Regions from separate parts of the Homo sapiens genome. Here region 2 is linked to region 1. Evidence: chromatin contacts called from ENCODE Hi-C or POLR2A ChIA-PET data. All regions are on one chromosome and are shown on one strand. Each heading gives the region's core, a stretch centred on a gene start or an enhancer-like site at or near the end of the contact. The rest is flanking DNA. Distances are from core to core; before and after follow the strand shown.

Region 1 (2,964 bases), core at 39-2,538:
AAGAGATAGATTTTCTATTTTTTAAAACGCAAGCCCCTATAAAGGGATAGACGGTGCTTCTTTTAAAGAGCTTTTAAATATTATTAAACTCAAATTTTCCTCTCTAGCAGGTTCATGGCATGTAGAGTTAAATATAGAAAGAGCGTTTGCACAAAGCCTGTATTTGATTAGTTCCCTTCTTAACTGATATAATTAAATATTGAATTGACCCAGAGTGCTGAATATTACTTTCTGGTGGGACCTGTGCCACCAAATACCTAAAAGCCTTTAGTTGTTTCTTTGCTGCAATGGATCAAATTAAGCTGCAGTTCCCCAGGCCTCATTTGACCTAAAACTGTTTTAATGCTGAAATGCTTTTCCAGGTATCTTGCCAGTTGCCGTTGATCTAAGACTTAATAAGACATCACTTGGGGTTCCAGCAGCAGCCTGTATGGGGCTGAACAGTCTAACAGTGGGGCACTTCTGGAAAAAATTCCTAAGTTCTATTTCTATTTTATAGCTATCACCAATACACAAACACACATGCCCCACCACCCCCAAGAGGGAGGCATTACTTGTAGTACTGGTGTTATTCCTTAGAAATCTTACTACAAGGAACTTAGACATTTTATCTTTACAGCTAAACTCTAACATTAAGAGGCAAATTAAAAAGAGGAAAACTAAAGCCTCTGATGAGCTGGGAGTCAAGGACATCAAGATAGGAGATCCATTAGACTAGAAGTTTCCCATACCATTCAACTCAGGCAGTTTCTGTAGAACCACTCACAAAGATTTAACAATTTTCACCAACCTTATGAAGAGTTGCATAACTCCACTTCTTCCTCTTCATGTTCAGTTTTTCAGGGTCTCCTCCTTTGTTTCTTCTGAGATAAGAACCCAATATCCAATTCTTTAATTTGCCATTCTCAAACAAAAGCAACCACATTTTCAGTCAACTTCAAAAGTATTTTGATGTCACTGTTACGACTCAGTGTGTTTTCCTCTCTTCATGTGATTGAAATCCCTTTGTAAACTCTGAGAAAACTTGTTCTGAATTTTTTAAGAGGTTCAGCATGTTCAACCAGAAAACTTGTTCGTGCAGAACAGGAGTACATACCTCGAAGCTTCTGTTTCTAAGAGTTTATTGCTGGCTGAAGTAAAGGTTCTGATGGCCAGGATCAAATCATTCACCAAGGACACTGAGTGGTTTCTATTGCTGAATCTTGCACTTTGCTTCCCAAATAAAGTGTTTCCACCCGAAAGACCATTTTTAAGGGGCTGCTTCACTGTCTCTTCCTCCCACGCTAATTAATTTTTGGTTTCTAAGTCCTTAGTGTTTCTGCATTTGAATACTTCACTAAAAAACAATTAATCTGCTTGTGTGAAGAAGTGCGGGTCTAAGTACACTCAGATTAATTATTTGCCAAAGACTCTTTCAAATTATCTCTATCCCTGGTCCCAGGTAGTTACTTATCTATAGGGGAGGTGGCATACCTAATTGTAATCCTGATAAATAAATATATGGTTTTGAAGTTTGCTGTTTGTACTGGTCATTTGCCTGTTGGCTGTCAGATCCATTCACACTTCCTTCCCTCGTTCTGCTCTGTAGAGAGCTAATCTCTACAAGTTATAATTCCCAGATGCTCTTGCTCACTGGCTTCCATTAAGGTTAAATCAATGGGCAGCACTGGTGGAAACTGGAGGGTGGGAGGGGAGAGCGGCCCACCTCCTCATCCCTCACGTAGTACCTCCAACAGCTCCATCGTAGTTGCAGCCCATGTCGTGGTCCCAGCTCCCACCAGACTTTCTTCGTAGTTCTAGCTCCCACCTGTTAGTCAATCTGGACTCCCATCTTTTCCCTTTATGACCCTAAGAGTAGCAGCACCTCACCTATTTTCAGCCCCTCCAGCAACTCTATAGTGAATTACTTTTATTAAATTCCTTCAATTGAAATATCTGGCTTGTGCTCTCTTTGGAACATTAGTAATAGAGTTTTATTAATTCCACAATTTAAAAATGTTTTAATAGTTACAATTTAGAAAGCAGGTATAGAGTAAAAAATAGAAATCAATACCACTAAACACATACAGAGAAACATTTCCCTGTGCAGCAGGAAGGAGTAAATTATGCCATGAGGAAACACAAGCAATGTGGATGAGCTGGCCATCTTTGTTTGTAAACGAGGAACACAGGCTGAGAATGCCCAGCCACACATGCCATCAGCAGTGGCACCAGTGAGAGAGCCCAGATCTTCTCCAGCTCTAGCTGATGGGTACTTTGATTATAAAAAGTATGTCCACATTGAGAGCACAATGGAGAATTCAGATAAGTTTCCTGATAACCTAGTCATTAGAGCCTTTGTTCCGGTCATTTCATTGATGACCAAATGTTAGTAACCAACTATAATTTTATAGGCTAGAGTTTTCTAAATTCAGCCACAAAGTGCAACCACATTGATATATAATCTCTGGATTATGCATCCAGGGAGCCTATTTTCCTGGGAGTTACTAGATATTTCTTTCTTCCTCTCTGCTAAAATTAATACCATATCTGAAACAGAGAAGGGGATTAAAAATCACTTGCCTTAATTTTTAAATTTTTAATTATGACTTTAAAAACACATAAAATTTATTATCTTAACCATTTTAAGTGTACTTAACTGTACACTTAAATAGTGTTCAGTATGTGTTATCAGATATATAATTCAGTATATCTTATCAGATATATACTTCAGTAGTGTTAAGTATGTTCACATTTTTGTGCAAGCAAGTTCCAGAACTCTTTATCTTGAAAAGCTGAAACTCTGTACCATCAAACAATTCACCATTCCCTGCCTCCCCCTAGCCTCTAGTAACCACCATTCTAATTTCTCTTTATGAATTTTTCTATTTTAGGTACTTCATATAGGTAGAGTCATACCATATTTTTTTGTGTGTGACTGGTTTATTTCACTTAGCATAATGTCCTCAAGGTTAATCTATGTTG
Region 2 (2,906 bases), core at 124-2,623, 67 kb after region 1:
GCAAAGCATGGATTTGATGTACGTTGAAAATACAGACTTCACAAAGACCTTTAAATTACCCATAGCTCTTTGGAGAAATTAGAAGACTAACAGCTCCTATTTGCATTTTTTCAGGACATTGGCCTCAAGGTCAAGTATATCTTTCACAGCCTTCAATACTGGAGTTGCTTTTAACTCTCGAAAATATATATTCTTAGGGGCATGTTTTCTCTACAGTCAATCTCTTTTCATTCATATAAGACTTTCTGAAGACTTTCTGTGCTGTGTCATCTCCTGTATTTCTTTTTAATATTCCCACTTTTTTTCTTGCTTTTTGTGTCTATTCCAGCAGTCTCAACATGCATTTTTTTATCATGTAAATTCCGACATGACCCACTAGTAGCCTCATACTGCAAGAGTTCACAGTACTTTCTCTTTCCTTTTTCTGACTTCAAGACTTTGCTTAGACGGTCATTAGGCTAAGTGACAAGCATTTTAAACTATGACTCATCATCTTCCTTGTAAGTCAGTCCTCTATTTCTATGAGTAACTTTTTCTCCTGAACCCTGCTTTGTGAACCCTGTAAGTTCCAAAGATGCAAAACATTTTTCATGCTTTTTTATTTTTTTTTCTTTTTTAGGTGGAGTTTCGCTCTTGTCGCACAGGCTGGCGTGCAATGGTGCGATCTCAGCTCACTGCAACCTCTGCCTCCCAGGTTCAAGTGATTCTCCTGCCTCAGTCTCCCGAGTAGCTGGGATTACAGGCGCCTGCCACCATGCCCAGCTAATTTTTGTATTTTTAGTAGAGACGGGGTTTCACCATGTTGGCCAGGCTGGTCTCGAACTCCTGACCTCAGATGATCCGTCAGCCTTAGCCTCCCAAAGTATTGGGATTACAGGCATGAGGCACCATCCCCAGCCCATCTTTCATGCTTTTTATCCATAAATTACCATAATTTAAAAAATATTTCCCAAATGAAGTTCATGAAATTTAGACTGTGGATGCCTTTGGTTTTTTAACATTTTTATTTTCTATTATAAATTCCTCTTCTTAAATTAGAAACTGATCCTCTCTTCTTGCTCTTACTTTGCCAATTTTTAGTCCTGAATAAAATAAAGCAAAGGGGAGAATAAAACTAATAAACTAAAATAACACAAGATAATGCAATGAGAATACACATGGTACCAGAAACCACATGGGATTGAACAGAAGGGCCTTCCCTCTCATGTGAGTGCCTTCTGCCTTTCCCTCTCTATTCCCAATATTCGTCTCTGCCTGAGATAGTTTACATTTCCATATATCACACTAATATTTTCACATCTCTAAAACTATATTCTCTCCCTTATAGAACAACTTACAAAAGGTTGATGTTATGCAAATCAAGAGTTGCACAATCTAAGAGTCTCTGACTTCTGCTTTACACAATTTTTTTTTTTTAGTTTAGGAGCAAAGTTTTAATAGGCAAGAGAGAGAGAAAGAGAAAGGAAAACAGCTCTCTCTCTAGTGACAGAGAGGGGACTTCTGAGAGGAAAGGCCCGCTTTGCACATTTTATTTATTTAGTTGGTGTTAGTTGATTGATTTCTCTGTAACAACAGAGCTCAGGGACCTTAATACCTGACCGCACAAACCAAATAGAAAGCGTTGACAAATGTCTAAGAGACCCAATCATCTACTATATTAGTTGACTATTGCTGTATAACAATTACCCCCAAAATTAGTTTTTTGAAACAGAAAACACAAATTATGTCACAGTCTCTGTGGGGCAAGAATTCAGGTGCAACTTAGCAGGGTGCCCTTGGTTCAACGTCTCTCACAAATCAAAGTGTTGGCTGGGCATGCCGTCCTATCTGAAGGCTTTTCTGATGGGTATCTGTCTCCAAGCTCACTCAACTGGTTGCTAGCAGGATCTAATTCCTTGTGCCACATGATGTATGTAGTATGTGCATGTCTCCATAGCACATACGGAAAGGTGTAGGCTCTTTGAAAAGACCAGTAAGATAAACAACGCTCTGGCCAGTCCAAAGATAAAAGAGAGAGAGAGACAGAAAAGGATAGCATTAATGATGAGAAAGTATATATAGCAACAGATATGATTACTTTAAAAATTATCAGGGAACTATATGTTATTCTATTTTACTAAATCGAAAATCTCAGTCAATGGATTATTTTCTAGAAAAATATAAATTACAAGACTTACTCAAGAAGAAATAGAAAACTCAAATAAACCAAAATTATTAAAGAAATGAAAAGCAATTATTAAAATATGATCCACACAAAAACCCTATACTTTTGTCTGCGGAAGTTCTAACCACCTTCAAGAAACAGAAAATCCCTACATCATTTAAATTTTGCAAGCATAAAAAGATGGAAACATACCAATTTCTGTTACAAAATTAGCACAATAGTAACTAATCCCACACTTATGCCTAATAGATACAAAAAAATGCTAAATGAAACCTTAGTATACTAAATTCAGATGTATAACACAAAGGTTATGCATCATAACCAAGTAGGGTTTATTCCAGGAATGCAATGGCGCTCCAACTTGGAAAATGGATTGATATATGTTACAACATCAATTGGACAAAATAAACAATTCATATAACCATCCTGATAGAAAGTAAAGCATGGGATAAAATTCACTATCAGTTTCTAATTTTTAAAAAAACTATTAATAAAATAGAATATAAGAGTTTCCCTTACCATTATTTACAGTAATCTCTCTCCCTGACCAACTTTTCCAGTACAGTCAGGAGCAATATAAGGAAGTCAATCATCACCACTTCTATTTAAGATTGTGCTCCAATTTCAATATATGCAATTAAACCTGAAAACAAAATATTGTGAAGGAGAAAGAAAAATGACCAGGAATTATAGATGTTATGGTTGCTTACCTATGAAAGATATTGGAAAAAGGAGATTTACC

Evidence for each region. Hi-C counts contacts between places; a loop is a spot of excess contacts on that map. ChIA-PET counts read pairs that join two places held with the same protein, here RNA polymerase II (POLR2A).
Region 2: a map of heart left ventricle shows a loop between it and region 1 (4-fold over the local background). The contact joins the enhancer-like site here to the promoter of LINC03069 in region 1. A Hi-C loop is called at or near these places in 1 of 168 maps with a recorded cell type or tissue (heart left ventricle). POLR2A ChIA-PET finds 5 or more read pairs at or near these places in 2 of 52 experiments (AG04450 and OCI-LY7).

Annotation. Positions count from the first base shown.
Region 1 is chr18:56,189,974-56,192,937 of GRCh38, forward strand. It overlaps LINC03069 (long intergenic non-protein coding RNA 3069), which reads right to left and starts at 1,289. Exons shown (of 9, transcript NR_148972.1): 1 at 791-1,289.
Region 2 is chr18:56,256,963-56,259,868 of GRCh38, forward strand. No RefSeq gene overlaps it. Among named protein-coding and RNA genes, the nearest start is that of LINC03069, 67 kb to the left of the region's middle. Within about 2 kb of position 1,374, at least 2 of the 41 ENCODE cell types and tissues checked have a DNase peak (open chromatin) inside an H3K27ac peak, as active enhancers do.